Regions from separate parts of the Mus musculus genome. Here region 2 is linked to region 1. A link is a loop called in an ENCODE intact Hi-C map of the cell type or tissue named here. Cell type or tissue: left cerebral cortex. All regions are shown on one strand. Links, peaks and the distances in the headings refer to the core of each region. The heading gives the core; the rest is flanking DNA.

The links. Peaks named below come from ENCODE experiments on the same cell type or tissue, not always from the same donor. Only the 100,000 strongest peaks of a DNase experiment are listed, where the experiment ranks them.
Region 2: a loop joins it to region 1, with 10 times the contacts of the local background. A loop is called at or near these places in 3 of 42 quality-filtered maps.

The regions. Positions count from the first base shown.
Region 1 is chr12:101,597,815-101,605,814 of GRCm38, reverse strand. Catsperb (cation channel sperm associated auxiliary subunit beta) reads right to left here. Exons shown (of 27, transcript NM_173023.2): 22 at 3,030-3,140. Among named protein-coding and RNA genes, the nearest start is that of Tc2n, 120 kb to the left of the region's middle. In left cerebral cortex, for the core only: no CTCF peak of the experiment used is centred there; no DNase peak of the experiment used is centred there.
Region 2 is chr12:100,930,950-100,941,938 of GRCm38, reverse strand. Ccdc88c (coiled-coil domain containing 88C) reads left to right here. Exons shown (of 30, transcript NM_026681.5): 17 at 704-830; 18 at 1,669-1,854; 19 at 2,781-2,942; 20 at 3,832-4,109; 21 at 6,170-6,313; 22 at 8,594-8,780; 23 at 10,026-10,171. It overlaps A630072L19Rik (a long non-coding RNA gene), which reads right to left and starts at 3,835. Exons shown (of 5, transcript XR_003950128.1): 1 at 3,288-3,835; 2 at 1-3,188. In left cerebral cortex, for the core only: a CTCF peak has its summit at 5,674 (motif pointing left); DNase peaks (open chromatin) are centred at 5,675, 6,647 and 6,864.

The DNA.
Region 1 (8,000 bases), core at 1-8,000:
TGACACAGTGACAGCCAACTGAGAATTGCTATTTGGAAGACATGCTTGCTTGGGACCAATGGGACATGGGTTGAAGGTATAAAGGGTGATCCAGAAGAATTAATAAAGGAGATTTTGGAAGCATTCTCATGAACTTGCTGTGGAGTTCTCGCCTGCTCCTGGAGTCTAAGCCATTGATTCTCTGCCACCCCATCCCCAACCCATGAGGCTTGTGGAGAGCCGCAATAACATTTACCATCATAAGATGGTGCTGGCTCCACAGTGCCTTATGCCACCTAAACAAAGAACAAGCTATGTGCGCATGTGCAAGGAGCAAAAGCCGGCCAAGTCACTAGCCCATCCGGGGGGTGTAGGAGATCGTGGGTGAAGCTGCCAGTCGGGTATAGACACGTCACACCAGGGGGTACTTAAGCAACACGTTTCTGAGCCTTCTTTGTCTTTCTCATCAACATGTAATAAAGATTAGCTACGAAAGGATCTTGTGTCCCGTGTGCGTTCCTGCGGGCGGGAACAATAGCTCAGGACAGAGGCTGAGCATGGTCTAGAGGCAGATGGTCCAAGGTATAAAGCAGCAGGGGGAATCAATGTAAAGTAAGGATATCTAAGCAAAAACAACTTATGTCAATGGAGGAACTTGGCATAGTAAGAAGACAGGTTCTTATCTTTGAAAGAAATTGTAGTTGGAGAACTCAGTGTCTTAGTGACTCACTGTTTAGAGCAGAACTTCTTGCCCTTAAATCCTAGATTAATTCAGCAAGAAATGTGGTAATCTAGGAATATTTTATGTGTATAAGAACATGAATGAAATATGTATTATTAGTTTGTAATCTCTCTCTCTCTCTCTCTCTCTCTCTCTCTCTCTCTCTCTCTCTCTCTCTCTCTCTCTCTCTCAGCAGTGTCTATCTGAGGCCTCAGACATACTGTGTTACACAAGCTGTCCTCAAACTCCTGATGCTCCTACCTTGGGATTCTCAACTGCTGAGATTACATACATATGGGCTATCATAATATACTCATTCAACAATTTCTTAACAGTCCTTTGTCAGATGCTGCCTGGAATACATGGGATATTGTAGGAACAGGTCAAAACAAATAAAAACTTTCGACTAGAATGTTGTGGGCCTTGGTTTAACCTTTAGTATCAGGAAAAACAAAGCAAACCAGCAAGAAATCAGTCTTGCTTTATGAGCTTACTTTCTTGGGAAGACCGAAGGACACAAAAATAAAACTAGCAAGTGAAGTGTTAGAGCAGTAACACATAGTTTGGAGAATATAGGAAGGAATAGGGAGTCAGGGATGGTAGAGATAGGGCTATCATTATACAGGGATTGGTCAGGGAAGGCCTCACTCTGAGCTGGGCATTAAAGCAAAATACTGACAAAGGTCACAGTGGGGTGTGACATATGACAGAAGATGAAGGGGTGGTCTTGCAGCTGCAAAGTCTGACTTGGGAACATATCAGAGAAACAGAAAAGAGGCCAACATGCCTAGGCTAGAGTGAGCTGGAGGGCTGTCATGTTGAAGCATGATGAAAAGACAGGGCAAGCAGAAGGGGAAGTCTCTCATTCCAGATCCTGATATGGATTTCTGTTTGGCTTAGTGTCTAGAACTTCAACACATCTGACAAAATCAAACTACAACTTGGATTTAGAGCAGAGACAATAATCATTTTTCTGCATGGCCTGTTACAGCAGAATATAGGAATAGTGGGCTTTGTTTGCTTAGGACCAGAAGATGTGTGATCTTTGAGTTTAACTATATTAGCACTCTATTCTCACCCTGAAACTTGACCAATGAACTGCACAAACCACCTAACATCTCATTTACAAAAGGAAATTCTCCTTTGACTAGCCAGACTGGTCAAGGCCTTGGCTTTACATCTTACAGAGAGTCATTTGCCTTTGTCTCTAGCATGCTGGAATGTTGTTCCCAGCACATCAGTCCAAAGGAAATACATAAGGGAGATAAATCAACAAGTACAACAAGCTTTTTAAAAAGCCTCCTCATAAAACTTTGAGCAAGGCTAAATTTGACTTCATCTTTGACATAGTTGTAAATCGCATCTTTAACAATGTAATTTCATACAGTTCATAAATCATATGACACTTAAGGTCCCTGTCTCTGAACAAAAGTGCTTAAAACGATTCAACACCAAGTAACTTTTTCTAGGAAAACTAACATTTCCCTCTGTTCCACCAATCTCTTCTAACCTCCAGAAAGGTGGCTGTCCAGTTCTAAGGAGCCAGCCTATATTGTAGGCATGATATAGCAGGAATTTAAATGTGTCTATGCTAGTACAAGGAGTTGCTGAAGACATGAGACAGTTGTAAGTTCTCTACTTTGAAAACACAGTGCTCTTTGTCTATGTGTCTCCTTTGAGGTTTATTTGGGAGCTAAGAAGTCAAGGAGAGAGTCCATTGAGACTTCTTGGCTGCAAAATAGTGTCTGTGAGTAGCTGAAGTTATCAATGCAGTGGCTAAAAAAGGAGCAGCAGAACTCCTTGAGAAATATGAAAAATAGCTTAAGTACCTCATCCTATAACTGTGTCCATCTACAGTATAAATACTCTTAAAAACTGTTAAGTCTGTACGTATGCATGTATACATGGAGTGATTGTGTGTGTGCACATGAGTACATCTGTATAGTGCATTTGCATGTGTCTCTGTGTATGTGTGGTGAGTTTGTTATGGTGTGTGGATAGAGTCCAGAGTAATCTAGCTGGAATCAATTCTTTCCTTGTACTACTTCCTAGGGGTCAAGCCTGAGATTCAGGCTTGATGGCAAGTACACATATCAGCTAACCTATCTAAATGAGGACAGTGATTTTTTTTTAAATCTTATTAGACATTTTCTTTATTTACATTTCTTTTTTTAATTAGGTATTTTCCTCATTTACATTTCCAATGCTATCCCAAAAGTCCCCCATACCCTTCCCCTCCACCCCCTCCCCACCCACTCCCACTTTTTGACCCTGGTGTTCAAATATGAATCAAACACTGCAGAAGTTCATTTATAGACAAATTATTTACCTTTGACTTGTGAAATTGATTTCTCGGTATGGGTTTGCTAGGGTCTGCATGATAAAAATTATCTGTGAGTGGAATAGAAATTCCCATGTGGGATGGAGGTCTGTAGTTTATCTGCAAAAGATTAAGCAAAGGAAGAGGGCTATGTGTTATTATTCATCACCTCATAAATGTTTTGTCTTTTCCATACAACCATTCTGCATAAATATTTCACTTTCAGCTGAATGTACTATAATGTATTTTACCACTTCACTTTCTCTCCCACTCAGTTTCTGTAATTTCAGAGACCTGACTCTGTGATGATGTAATTTGGATTTTGAAAGGAAGTGAAAATGACTTTTAGTACTTAAAATAGGTTTCATAAAGTTAATGGAGGATATTTCTAAGCATTTTTAGCAAAGAGTCACAGAGATGCAGTTAGATCACAGTTTCAAGTTTTGCTTATTTCTTTTCTATCACAGACCTAAATGTAGTACATCAGCTAATTTTTAGTTAGTTTGTTTTTTTCAGGTACAACTTTCTTTATTATGTTTTTCATTTTGTTTTTAAATTAGTAAAAGAAACTGGGTCCTAAAGCTGCAGTGATCTGAGCAGCAGGAATTTTGTGCATTCACCTTTTGTTTAAATATGTTTAAATTATCACACCACAGGCACACTTCATTTGCATGAAATATGCACCATACAAACTAATTTTAGTTAAGTTATTTACCCCCACCCCGACCCCGGGAAGAAAAAAAAACCTACTCTGGAAGATAATTTTCACTGAAATGTAATCAAACTTTGTTAAGTAGATTGTGACAAGAGTATAATTGATATGAAAATAATATTTTAACATTCGGTCATCAACTTTATAAAATCATTTGCTATATAAATTTTTGCAATTTTTAAAGTTATAGTCTATCTTCATATTAACCTCAGAATTAAAGCATAATGAGAGAGCTTCTGGGACATGGTCCTACTATAGGCCTTCATCCTCAGCCAGGAGGTGGAGCTGATCCTCAGTCCTCTGTGTAACTTCCCTGTCAGAGGAGAGATTGCCTCCAGGGAGTGCTCTGACTTCAGGATTCAGGGGAGATCACCATTTTCTCTTCTGTGTCTCCATAAGACCGGTTATCCCAGAAGAGCACAGGCCACAGAAGCAACAGAGCTTCTGGGACAAGGTCCTACTACTAGCCTTCATCCTCAGCCAGGAGGTGGAGCTGATCCCCAGTCCTTTGTGCACTGGTCTTGCCAGGAGAGAGCTGGTCTCCCAGGAGTGCTGACACAGGCTTACAGACTCACAGGAGGTACAAGTTTCAGCCAGAGACAGCTAGATCATCTAACACCAGAGATTACCAGATGGTGAAAGGAAAATGTAAGAAACTTACCAACAGAAACCAAGAATACGTGGCATCATCAGAACCCAGTACTCCTACCACAGCGAGTTCTGGATACCCCAAGCACCAGAAAAGCAAGATACGGATTTAAAATCATATTACATGATGCTGGTAGAGGATTTTAAGAAGGACATTAATAAGTCCCTTAAAGAAATACAGGAGAACACAGCTAAATAGGTAGAAGTCCTTAAAGATGAATCACAAAAAGCCCTTAAAGAATTATAGGAGAACACAGGTAAACAGGTAGAAGCCCTTAAAGAAGAAACATTAAAACCCCCTAAAGAATTACAGGAATACACAAGCAAACAGGTCAAGGAGTTGAACAAAACTATCCAAGATCTAAAAAATAGTAGAAACAAATAAAGAAATCACAAAGGGAGACAACTCTGGAGATAGAAATTCCAGGAAAGAAATCAGGAGCCATAGATGCAAGAATCACCAACAGAATACAAGGAAGAGAGAATCTCAGGTGCAGAAGATTCCACAGAAAACATGGACACAACAATCAAAGTATGCAAAATGCAAACAGATTCTAACTCAAAGCATTCAGGAAATCCAGGACACAATGAAAAGACCAAACCTAAGGATAATAGGTATATATGAGAATGAAGATTTTCAACTTAAAGGGCCAGTAAATATCTTCAACAAAATTATAGAGGAAAACATCCCTAACCTAAAGAAAGAGATGCCCATGAACATACATGAAGCCTAAAGAAATCCTAATAGTTTTGACCAGAAAAGAAATTCCACCTGACACATAATAATCAGAACAACAAATGCACTAAATAAAGATAGAATATTAAAAGCAGTAAGGGAAAAAGGTCAAGTAACATATAAAGGCAGGCCTATAGAATTACACCAGACTTCTCACCAGAGGCTATGAAAGCCAGAAGATCCTAGACAGATGTTATACAAAACAAAATTTACACAATATCTTGCCATAAATCAAGCCCTACAAAGGATAATAGATGGAAAACACCAACACAAGGAGGAAAACTACACCCTAGAAAGGAGAAACTAATCTTTCAACAAACCCTAAAGGAGATAGCTACAGAAACATAATTCCACTTCTAACAACAAAAATAACAGGAAATAACAATCACGTTTCTTTAATATCATTCAACATCAATGGACTCAATTCCCCAATAAAAAGACATAGTCTAACAGACTGGATACATGAATAGGACCCGACATTTTTGCTGCATATGGGAAACCCACCTCAGGGACAAAGACAGACACTACCTCAGAGTGAAAGGCTGTAAAACAATTTTCCAAGCAAATGGTCTGAAGAAACAAGCTGGAGTAGCCATTCTAATATTGAATAAAACCGACTTTCAACCTAAAGCAATAAAAAAAAGACACAGAGGGGAACTGCATACTCATTAAAGGTAAAATGTACCAAGATGAATGCTCAATTATGAACATCTATGCTCCAAATGCAAAAGTATCCACATTCATTAAAGAAACTTTAGAAAAGCTCAAAGCACACATTGCACTGCACACAATAATAGTGGGAGACTTCAACAGCCTACTTTCAGAAATGGACAGATCCTGGAAATAGAAACTAAACAGAGACACAGTGAAAGTAACAGAAGTTATGGAACAAATGGATTTAACAGAATTTATCTATAGAATACTTTATCCTAAAATAAAAGGATATACCTTCTTCTCAGCCCCTCATGTTACCTTCTCTAAAACTGGCCATATAATCAGTCACAGAAAAGCATCAACAGATACAAAAATATTGAAATAATCCCATGCATCCTATCAGATCACCACAGACTAAGGCTGATCTTCAATAACAACACAAATAGTAGAAAGCCAACATACATGTGGAAGCTGTACAAAACTCTACTCAATGATACATTTGTCAAGGAAGAAATAAAGAAAGAAATTAAAGACTTTTTAGAGTTGAATGAAAATGAAGCCACAACATACCCAAACTGATGGGACACAATGAAAGCAGACCTAAGAGGAAAATTCATAGCTCTAAGTGCCTCCAAAAATAAAATGGAGAGAACATATACTAACAGCTTGATAGTACACCTAGAAGCTCTAGGACAAAAGGAAGGAAATTCACCCAAGAGGAGTAGAGGGCAGGAAATAATCAAACTTGTGGCTGAACTCAACCAAGTGGAAACAAAAAGAACTATACAAAGAATCACCAAAGCAGGAGCTGGTTGTTTGAGAAAATCAACAAGATAGATAAACCCTTAGCCAGACTAACTAGAGGGCACAGGGACAGTATCCTAAGTAAAAATATCATAAATGAAAAAGGAGACATAACAACAGATCTTGAGGAAATCTAAACCATCATCAGATCCTACTACAAAAGGCTATATACTCAACAAAACTGGAAAACCTGGATGAAATGGACAACTTCCTAGACAGATACCAGGTACCAAACTTAAATCAGGATCAGATTAATGATCTAAACAGTCCAATATCCCCTAAAGAATTAGAAACAGTCATTAATTGTCTCCCAACTAAAAAAGCCCCAGGACCAGATGGGTTTAGTGCAGAGTTCTCAGACCTTCAAGGAAGATCTAATTCCAATTTTCCTCAAACTATTCCACAAAATAGAAACCGAAGGTACTCTACCAAATTCGTTCTATGAAGCCACAATTACTCTGATACCTAAACCACATTAAGACCCAACAAAGAAAGAGAACTTCAGACCAATTTCCCCTATGTATATCAATGCAAAAAAATACTGAATAAAATTCTTGCAAACCGAACACAAGAAAACATTAAAATTATCATCCATCATGATCAAGTAGGCGTCATTCCAGGGATGCAGGTGTGGTTCAATATATGGAAATTCATCAACATAATCCACTATGTAAACAAACTCAAAGACAAAATCTACATGATCATCTCATTAGATGCTGAGAAAGCATTTGACAAAAATCCAACACCCATTCATGATAAACGTCTTGGAAAGATAAGGAAATCAAGGCCCATACCTAAACATAGTAAAAGCAATATACAGCAAACCAGTAGTCAACATCTAACTAAATGGAGAGAAACTTGAAGAAATCCCAAAAATCTGGTACTACACAGGGCTGCCCACTCTCTGCCCAACATAGTACTAAAATCCTGTTCAGAGCAATTTGACAACAAAAGGAGATCAAAGGGATACAAATTGGAAAGGAAGAAGTCAAAATATCATTATTTGCAAATGATATGATAGTATATATAAGTGACCCCAAAAATTCCACGAGAGAACTCCTAAACCTGATAAACATCTTCAGTGCAGTAGATGGATATAAAATTGACTCAAACAAATCAGTAGCCTTTCTCTACACAAAGGAAAAAATCAGGTTGAGAAAGAAACTAGGGAAACAATACCCTTCATAATAGTCACAAATAATATAAAATACGTTGGTGTGGCTCTAACTAAGCAAGTGAAAGATGTGTATGATAAGAACTTCAAGTCTCTGAAGAAAGAAATAGAAAAAGACCTCAGAAGATGGAAAGATCTCCCATGCTCATGAATTGGCAGGATTAATATAGTCAAAATGGCCATCTTGCCAAAAGCAATCTACAGATTCAATGAAATCCACATCAAATTCCAACTCAATTCTTCACAGAGTTA
Region 2 (10,989 bases), core at 1,495-9,494, 670 kb after region 1:
TGGGTCACTGTGTGGCTCGACTCCGTGTCTGTCCTAGGCGGCTCAGGTCTTGGCCCTAGGAGTCTCAGGAGATATGGAAGGAGATTGTTTTGTGTGATAAAAAGACTATGTGTGGTTCTGGCCAATAACCCCAGGGCCTCCTGCGTGTGTGACAGGCTCCAGACTGACCTGCACCCAGCCACAGGAAGAGCCACTTCTCTTTTTAATTCGATGTTTGCAGTTTTTCCCAGCTCTGCTTTCCTTGAACAGCATGGCTTTTCAAAGAAATCTAGTATTGGCAACCCTTTTCTGGATTTGTAGCCAACAAGATTCACATGCCTGCTTTGACATGTTTGTTGCAGTGGGAAGGCTGCAGGCCTGCCACACGCCTGGTCTTGTGACCCTGGACCGAGATCTGGGGTTTTCTGAGATGGAGTCTCCCTGTCTGTAAAGTGTTTGTGAAAGAACACTTCTTTAAGAGGTGGCTGTAACATGGAGTCATAGTATTTTGTGTGATGGTGTTACAGATGTGTCAGCTGAAGAAACAGCCTCTTCTCCCACCCCCTGTAAGGGGTCTAGGCAATGGGTTTGGCTCCCAGGGTCCCTGGGACACCTTCTGCTGGTGGCAGATAAAACCAGCTTAGTGGGAAGATGACCACAGGGAGATGGGATTAGAGGTGAAGGGGATGAAGACTGTACTATTATTGTCTCTTTATGTTGTCAGAAAAGGCAAAACCGAATCAGCCTTGAAAACAACACTGGCTATGAAAGAAGAAAAGATTGTGTTTTTGGAGGCACAGGTGGAAGAGAAAGAGAGCTTGAGTCGCCAACTCCAGATTGAGCTGCAGATGGTAAGGGCCAGGCTGAGGTCATACCCTCCCCAGAGCTACCAAGAGCAGTGCTTTGGACAGATGACGAGATGTAGGATCCTGAGGGTGCCAACCTCAGGGTATAGGGGCACACACGAGCCAGATACATAGTGGGGAGGAAGCAGATACACAGTGAGTGGGCTCAGGGCAGTCCCACACTTCCAGGTCAAGAACAGGCACATAAGAAAGTCGAGAGGACCAAGTAAAGACCTGCAGGCTCCGCAGGCCCCTTGGATGAGACAGGACCTTCATGAATATATGTCAGCTCTTAGGCACATACAAGTACATGTTGAGAACATGAACACATGTGCACACGCTATATACATATAGACATGCTTTTCTCACACTTTCCACGCATGTCAATAAGGTGGTTTACACACGCGCACACTTTTGTGTGCATCCCAGTCTCCATCTATGGGTGGACTCGTATATGGTTTCCCTTTTTTGAACATGTGGCACATGCCCTGGTTACAGAGTTATTTGGGATCTGAAGTCAGACAGAGGCAGAGCTGGCAAGGCCTCTGTGAGATGTATGACTGACTGATTGTGCCTGGTTTGCCTCTATTGTGTGGCATAGACTGGAGGCTCAGGCAACCAATAAGAGCTGTAGACATGTAACTAAGGTGGGGCCTGAGGCAGGCATGAGTTCACATCCCCACCTTTCCTTTTTTGGGGGAGGAACACATGGCCCATCCCTCCTCGGGGGGGGGGGGTGCGTGGGTGGGTGTCTGAGACTCTGTGAGGGGTCCCTCCCTACCCACTCCTGGGGTTCCTGCGCGGCTCCTTCCCACCTGAGTCTGCTTTTCAACATGGCCTGCAGATAAAGAAAGAACATGAGCAGCTGAGGCAGACCCAAGAGGGTGGAGACAAGGCACAGAACGCACTGAAGCGCCCTCCGGGCAAGGTCACCAGTCACCAAGAGAAGGAGGCCTGGGAGCCCAGCCATAAAGAGGCCACCATGGAGCTACTCCGTGTGAAGGACCGGGCCATCGAGCTGGAGCGCAGTGTGAGTGGGCTGCCCGCAAAGTGACCACACTGTTTGCAGGTGTCCCAGTATAGCAGACTGTCACTGCTGAGTTGTCCTGGCCCAGGGGGAGCACACCCAGTCTCCCGGGCTGAAGCCTACCTGCTGTGACACGCCCAGAGCAGATCCACCAGCCTCATCCCCATCGTGTTGGGTTTTCCAGAGCTGCATCCCAGCCTCTCCTCCCAAGCTGTATCTAAGCAAAGCTTTATTGACATGCAGCCGCACCTTTTATATTTGCACGTGCTCTGGCTGCTTTCCCACTGCCAGGGCAGGGGCAGCTTTCGTCGTTGGGACAGAGATAATGTGGCCACCAGACCTGAGAGTACTTACTCTTGGCCCTTATCAGAAAAAGGTCTCCAGTGCATGCTAAGTCCTCCAGTTCTGTTTGTTTCACAGCAGTGACTTCATGAAGTCCATCCCGATGATTCTCAATGGACAAGAGAGCTGAGACAACATTAGAGGCTTTCGCCAAGGCATGCTGATGAGGGGTAGCACCAGCCCGGGCCCTGCCTCTTAGCCTGATCAGTGGCGTAATAGATACGGCCTTTGTTAGTTTCCTGTTCCACTCGCTGTCTCAGGGATATGGACAGCTAGTGATGAGGGCTTGAGCTCTGTAGTCAGTGGGGGGAGTGGCTTCAGCTCACAGAAAAGTACTTTTGGGGTATTCCACACCAAAGGAAACAAAGGGACTCATGTAAGTGGCATTCGTGCCTGTATGCCCCAGGGCCCAGGCAGTAGTCCCTATATTGTCTCTGTAAATTCTATTCATTGTCCTTTTCCAAGACAGAAACTATTAACTTCCCGTACCTGAAGACCCCCAGCTACCTCTGCCCTTGAAGGTTCAGTAAAACCCCAGGCCCTATGCTCACCATGCTGTGTGTAACTGGCGCGTGCTTCTCCCCTAGAACGCAGCTCTTCAGGCCGAGAGGCAGCTGCTGAAGGAGCAACTACAGCACTTGGAGACTCAGAACGTGTCCTTCAGCAGCCAGATCCTGACCCTACAGAAGCAGAGCGCCTTCCTGCAAGAGCACACCACCACGCTGCAGACCCAGACTGCGAAGCTGCAGGTAGCAGGACGCTAATGGTGCCTCGTGGGAGCTGCAAGGCCAGGCAGGGGGACCTGGAGACAGGCTGGTTGCTAAGAGGCTTACTGTATACCGTAGATGTATACAGTCTCTTTTTAAGCTTGGTGGAACAGTTTCTGTGCAGTATACCTGTATTATGCTGATAGAGGGCAAATGAGGCTGTGACCTGGCTTCCCTCTGCTGGAAGCAGCCAGCAGGGCCAGCCCCTCAGTCTGCTTATCCTGTGGTCTATAGGTGATGGGGAAATGAAAAATTATTCATTAATGTAATTTCTGGGAAAAGTTGGAAAGTTACATATGGGGCAGAGACAATAAACAGGAAACTTACTTGGCAGAGAAGTTGGGTTTGTTTTGTTAAAATAAGAAAATAGGATGTTGGTTTGTTACTTTGTTTTGGAAAAAGTCTTTGTCTGGTTTTAATATAAGAGCAGTTCTGGCCCCTGTTCAGTTTTTAATGTCTTGGGGTTGTGTTAGAATACTTTAAAAACTCAGGTGGTCAGATGTGGCCCGTTAATAAAAGTGCTTAGCATGTACACAAGGTCCTTGGTTCAGGCCCCAACAGCACAAAAATAAATATGTAAAAATCAATTGGTTGACAGTATTATCTGGTACTCAAGAAAATAGGCTTTAAAAATAATCAGTAATGACATGCAAGGGGCTCACGTAGACGGAGGACATGATTTCTGGAGTTGGCTCAGGATGATATCCTTCTCGCAGCCAGCGTTTTGCCATGTTGGCCCCACTTCCTAAGCCAAGTCCTCAAGTTCCGGTAGCACTGTCCCCGGCTGGCCTGCCTTGAGGTCCCTCTGAGGCTGGCTGTTGCTGGTCATCCTCGGCCTGATCACTCGCAGGGCTCTCTGCTCTCCCTCCAGGTGGAGAATTCCACACTGAGTTCCCAGAACGCAGCGCTCAGTGCACAGTACACGGTGTTGCAGAGCCAGCAGGCTGCCAAGGAGGCCGAGCACGAGGGTCTGCAGCAGCAGCAGGAGCAGCTGGCAGCCGTCTATGAAGCCCTGCTGCAGGACCACAAGCACCTGGGCACCCTGTACGAGTGCCAGTCCTCAGAGTATGAGGCCCTCATCCGCCAGCACAGCTGCCTGAAGACGCTGCACAGGAACCTGGAGCTGGAGCACAAGGAGCTGGGGGAGAGGTGAGAGGTGGGGGGGGGCCTGGAGGCAAGGGAGGCCGAGGCTGGGGACAGGCAGGCTGGTGTGGGGAGACGGCCTGTGGTGGAGGCAGCTGCTGTGTTGAGCCCCTTAGGCTGTCACAGAGCTTGTGGTACTTTCCTAAGGGCCAAGTGCATCTCGTCTCTCCCCCACATTTCCTCTTGGCAGGCTGCTCTGCATTGTTGCTTGCACCTGAGCTTTCTCAAGGGAAGGAAATAGAGCCTTTAGCAACTTCTGCTTCCTTTTTGTTTGTCCAGCTGGGGATTGTGGCAGGGGACACTGGGGCCAAGGAGTGCCATGGCCCACGCTGGTTCTGGGTGGCCCAGTGTAGACACTTGGAGACCTATTCTCTAAGAATGCTTTCTCCTTCCTCCTCCGTCTGACCTACACCCTTGGGAAAATTCTGGCTACCATTGTGCAGGGTTGTGTTTATCCACACTTCAGAATCCCTTTTCCAAGTCTGAGGCTAGAATGCTTGCTTAAAGGAGGGGGCGGGGCGGGGGGACCAACCCAAATCCTCCCATTATGTTAAGTATTTAACGTGTACAACAAAACACAGAGTAACCCCACACCTCTGATCTCAGCACAGTTGGAAGGTCGAGAGAGGGAGGGAGGGAGCTGAGCCCTCAGCTGCCCCCCCCAGATGCCCACACTACCTTCATCCTTTAATCCACACCAGGTGCTTTTCTTTCTTTTTTTTTTAAAGGTATACTTTGCATATGTTGAAAAATACTATGTGCTAACTTTTCACCATAGCATCCCAGGTCCTGGGATGTGTGTCCTTGATTCACTCACTGTTGGCTGAGCTCCTGTGTCGTTGATTCACCCACTGTTGGCTGAGCTCCTGCCCATGCACCGAGGGTTCTAGATCCCTGAGCGCACATACTGAGGGTCCAAAGTCCTGTCTTGTCAGCTACTTAGTGTCCTTGGCTGGACATAGCTGGAGGCTCCTTCCGTCTGTGCACTGGGCTGTGAGTGTCTGTCACACAGCACTGAGTAAAGTCTGAGTTCTCATCTGCTACCTAACTGGACTCCTGCCATAAACTTACTGTCTTGTCAAAGGCTCAGTGGTAGTAAGCCAGACCCCAAAAGCCTGTGGGCTGAGTGTGCCCTGCTGAAGTGCCACACGGGGAGCAGGGATTAGGCAGGCAGCCCTGCTGGTCAGTCTGTGGCCTTTATTTGTCAACCTCCATGATTCCCCCACAATCACTAACTTAGGTGGAAGCCCGACGGTTCTCTCATCTCATCCCCCACCATGATGGGGCCACCTCTGCACTTTGGCCATTAAGTGACTTTCCTACTTGGGGCTCCAGTGAGATGATCCAGGTGCAGCTGATGTGGAGGGTGGGACTAGAGAAGAGACTGGAGACCCCAACCGTGCTACTGCTATGAACTCAGAAGAGAAGTGGGGGAGGGGGGAGGGAGCAGATTTCTGAGCAGGATGATTGAGGAACCTGCCTCAGGCCTCTCCTCTCACTGACTTGGAGAGTCTAGGGTGACAGTCAGGGTTTGTCACTTTTCTACCCTTGTGCTATGCTGCCCCCCAGTGGCAGCTGTGCAACCTGCAAGGATTGAGTGAGAAAGAAAATTCATCATGGCAGGGAGGTCTCACCCACCCACTCCCAATGCCAGGAACAGATATGTGGGCTCCCATACAGGAGGGTGTGAGGGGGGATTAGCTGCTTCATACACGGAATTTAGCTGTTTATTCTGTGGTTTCCTTTAGATCTACTGGTTCTTAATGAGCCACTTTGTAGCACAAGTCTCTAAAAGGTGTAGAGTAAAACCCTAATGCTCTCGGGCGGCCTACAAAAGGAGACAGGCCATGACAGGGAATAGAAGATGAACCTGACACTGGGGGAGCCAGTGATGGACGACCCCACTCTGGCAACATTTCTCTTGCTTCCCTGCCGTCCAGCCTCTCACCTCTCCCCAGAGAAAAGGTTTCAGAGGAATCCCCCCTCTTTCTGAGAGGGTATGTTCCAGTTTCCCGGAGTGTGAGTTGCTTGTGGTAGATAAAGCCTGGCCATGCTTCCGCCACTAGGCACGGAGACTTACAGCAGCGTAAGGCAGAGCTGGAGGAGCTGGAGAAAGTACTGAGCACCGAGCGGGAGGCACTTGAGCGGGAGCAGAAGACCAACGCCATTGCCACGAGCGAGAACCAGAGGCTTCGAGGAGAGCTGGACAGGTGAGCACAGGGGCAGGCACGCCCAGCCCTGGCAGTAGTGGGGGTGACATCAATAGCTCGTCCAGACCAGGCCTCTCTGAAAACCACTAGTGGAGGCTGGTGAACTCCTGGTCACGTGTTCTTATGAACTGCATGATTTTGGCTAGGGAAGGAGTGGAGGGCTGTGCTGGCGCGGGCTAGGTGGTGGTACTCAGCCAGTCCAAGGAAGGGATGGGTCATGTATCTGGGTAGGCATAGTCCCCTTCGGATGTGAGCCCAGCCCCCAGGAGCCACTGTGGTCTTCCTTAGTCAACAGATGCAGCCACTCACTAGGGCTTCATTGTAACCAGAATCTCATTCCTATTTGTGGATCTTTTGTAGACATGCAGAGCTCGCAGGATATTTGTGTCATCAGGTTCATCCAGCTGCCTTGTTACATCCCTCCCCTTACGAACAGGATCTGGTCCGTGCAGGTCTTTAGTGTTTAGTGTAGAGTCCTTATCTTGCTGTGTAAAACAGCCCTGGGGCACAGTGCTCTGGTGTAGTCAGTGTCTCTGAATACAGAATAGCAGAGAAAAAAACCTGTGTCAGATAAGCTTCCCTTGCCTGGAGGCTGGCTCGAGGCTGTTACATAAAGCGCCTTGGAGCAGGCACTCACCCAAAACTGCATTGTAAACCAAGGAGAGCCCGGTGTTCTCCCTAGGAGCAAAGTTCAGTGTCCACCAATTCCATGTTTGCAGCAATTTAATAGATCTGGACTGCTGGCTGCCGCCCCTTCCTGTTGTAGAGATGAGGAAATCTGGTAGCTCAGAGATCAGGTAACACTCAAGGTGAAACCTTTGGTTAACAAGAGCCAGAACTGAGTCCAGACCTTGTATTGTTTCAAGTCCGATTGGGGGAAACACTGCTTCCTTCCACGTCCTGGTGTTCCTTTATCCTAGCAAAGGGGCCCTGGCAAGCATTTAGGGAAATGCTGCCCCCTCGGGTGCACAGGCTGTGATTCGGAGCATTTGGACGGTCACAAACACTGTGACCTGTAATGGACAGAATTTGGCCACCTTGGGATCAGGTCATTCCTGTTTCCACTCTGTGAGGCCAGGTACCTCATATGCAGCTGGGGTTTTTAAGATTTACTTCTGTGTTTTAATAATTGTGTGTATCTGTGCGTGGGTGTGTGCACATGAGTGCAGCTACCCGTGGAGGCAGAGATGGCAGCTCTTCCTCTAGCTGGAGTTTATAGTTAGTGTGAGGTCCCTGCAGGGGTGTGGGAATCAGGCCCTGTGCAAGAGCTGCACGTGCTCTTAACTACTGAGCCGTCTCTCCAGCCTGAGAGTCAAGTTTTTGGAAAGCTAGCTGAATTATGAGAGTTAGGACGGCAATAATTGTATTGTTGTAGGTTTACATAGTCCCTTACCTACACATCCCATTTTATAATCTCAGGAGTTAGAAAGCCCCACCGAGTTGGGCACAGCATTTTTTTTATTTTATTTTTTTTTCAGTGACTAACTCCATATGTTTTCTTACAAAAGCGTAATTAATTATGAGTGCATCAGACCTGATTATTTAGGTAGGTTTCCAATTGGTTACCACCGAGGTGCTCGCACCACTATTACACTTGTAAGATTATCAGGCTGTGCTGGTGGCTGATGTGGTTCATGGGCATCACGGCTGGGTGGGACTGTTGGGCACAGCATTTTAGAGAAAAAAAAAATTCTCTGTTTTTCTTTTATTAGCACAGCTTTTTGTTTGTTTTGTTTTGTCTTTCACTTATACCAGAACGCCTAAACTATAATGTAAAAGGCCATGTCTTTTACAATAGGCTGAGATGTCTTCTTCGTTTCAGTAGACATGAGCAAAACGGCCTGGGTTCGAGTGTAGCTGCCTAGGTTAGCTCCTGGGACTGGATGAGCCAGTGGTTGGTGACACAGAGCTGGGTCACGCTGGCTGTTACGGGAGGCAAAGCTCCTCAGATAATCCCTCTGTACAGAGAGTCTGGGGACAGCAAGTAGATTCTTCCTCGTCTCTGGGAGGCACAGTCCACGATGTCCTTTTGTGTTCAGTGTCTTAACCTGGTTCTTGTCCTCCTCCCCCCACCTAGACCAGTATGGCATCAGGGATGTCGTCCTAGAGCCCCAGAGCACAGTTAGAAAAGCAGCGATTTTTGCTCAGTGTTCTTACATTATGCACAGGTTGACTTTGCATGCCTGCACCTGTCAGAGCAGAGACAGGACCCACAGCGCGGGCCTTTCCGTCTTTTGGAGTGCGTTTTAGCCCCTCTGCCCCATGGCTTTCCAACCCTAGGATCAGCTTCCTGCACCAGCAGCTGAAAGGGGAGTATGAAGAGCTGCACGCCCACACCAAGGAGTTGAAAACCTCGCTCAACAACTCTCAGCTGGAGCTGAGCCGCTGGCAGGTGCGCTTCGACGAGCTTAAGGAGCAGCACCAGAGCATGGACATCTCTCTGACCAAGATGGACAACCACTGTGAGGTGAGACACTGTGAGGGACCAGCCTCCTCCCAGGTAGCTTCTCAGAGACTTGAGATGTCCTTGAAGCCAAGGTTAGATCAGAGTGCCACCTGTGGTAGGAACATTTCAGAAGCCACCTTGTCTGATATTTGCCCCATGAGGTTGGCAGTGTCTCCCATTGGTCCTTCGGGACATGGTAGCACCATCTTTGGTAACCTCTTTCAGTAGACAGCTACATGGGCAAACTGGTCTGGGTTTGAGGGTAGCTGTCCAGCTTGGATCCTGGGGCTGGGGGATCCAGTGGTTGGTGACGCAGAGCTGAGTCAGAAATGACCATTATGGGAAGCAAAGCCCTCCTTTAGATAGAATTTCAGATAGCTCCCGTTGAACAGAGAGTTTGATTTCTGAGAGACCCACTGCGAGTAGGATGGGAGCCCAGTCTCTGCCTTCAAAGCCTCTGGGCCTTCCCACCACACCACAGTGCTGTCCTAAAACAAAATCTGTGAACTTCAGCCCACAGGCCAGGCCCTCCCTACCACCTGCGCCTACTCAGCCCACAGACTAAGAACAGCTCTCGACATTTTTAACAGTTGGAACTAAAAATTCAAATGAACGATACTTTGTGGCTAGTGAAAATTACGTGAAGTTTTTGTCAGTGTGTGAGTGAAGCTTTGTTGGGACACAGCCACTCTTGGGTTCTCCAACACAGCTTTTATGCTACAAAGGCACAAGACGGAGGTGACTTGGAGAGCCCAAGGTCTTTCTAGTCTCTGGCTTTGGGCATAAAAGACTTTCTTTCTTTCTTTCTTTCTTTCTTTCTTTCTTTCTTTCTTTCTTTCTTTCTTTCTTTCTTTCTTTCTTTCTTTCTTTCGCAGCAGAGCTTTTAGTTGAAATATGAAAGCTACCTGTGCAGTTAAGCACTTTGTAGTAGCCACCTTCAACACAGTTCTTTTTTTCAATGAGATTAATAAATTTTTCTTTCTCGTGCTGGGGATGTCACTTCCACCACTGAGCCACCTCCCTGGCCCTAGTGAAATTAATTGTAATAACACTTTATTTAGCTAGTAGATCAAAAATACCATTTCACATACAACCTTCTGGTCCCGCTTTTCATACCAAGTTTTTAGCGTCTGTTGTACGTCTGGTTTCGCACCGCAGCCCTGGTGTCTGATCTGTGCTCTCGACACCGCCTGGGGCTGCCAGGTAGGGAACAGGGCTGGGTGGTGGGTCATGTGGCGCCTGAGCCACTGTCGGTCTGTGTTCCAGCTGCTCTCCCGGCTCAAGGGGAACTTAGAGGAGGAGAATCATCACCTGCTGAGCCAGATCCAGCTGCTGAGTCAGCAGAACCAGATGCTCCTGGAACAGAACATGGAGAGCAAGGAGCAGTACCACGAGGAGCAGAAGCAGTACATGTGAGTGGGCTGTGGGCTGTGGCAGGCGGCGCGTCCACCAGGGGCGGATGCAGTCCTTACTCAGACACCTGATGCCCTGCCTTCTCCTCCCCCAATACACCTGTCACTCTCAGGACAGAACAGGCCCTAGCCATTAGGGTTTAGAGGTTAGAGATGGAACCGTACTATTTTATGGAATGTTCTAGATTTCCAGAGGCGGTAGACAGTGGCTTTGTGCCTATGTGAGGTTTCCTACTCTCATGTGCGCTCCCCCACCCCACCCCTCCACCTCTCTACGTGCACATGTATGGGAAGGCACACGTGGAAGCCAGAGGTCAGCTTGAGTGTCATTTGAGAAAACATCTCTCACTGGTCTATGCCTTCCTGACTAGGCTAGGATGGCTGGCCAGTGAACCCCCCAGATCCGCCTGTCTCTTCCCCACTGAGGTCACAAAGGCCGTCCTACTATGCCTGGCTTTTTATGTGGCTTCTAGAGATCAAACTCGGGTCCTCAGGCTTCCATGGCCATTATTTTACCAACTGAGCTATCTTTTCCCCCCTCATCAGCCTTTCCTTTTTCTTTTTTTTTTTTTTAAAGATTTTATTTATTACTGTACATAGGTACAATGTAACTGACTTCAGATTTCATTACGGGTGGTTGTGAGCCACCATGTGGTTGCTGGGATTTGAACTCAGGACCTTCAGAAGAGCAGTCGGTGCTCTTACCTGCTGAGCCATTTCACCAGCCCTCATCCGCTTTTTCTAAACTATTACCCACAGGTGGAAGGAAGGCCCCTTTTACTTGAGTTCATTTGTAGAAATAGGCATCCAGCACCTAT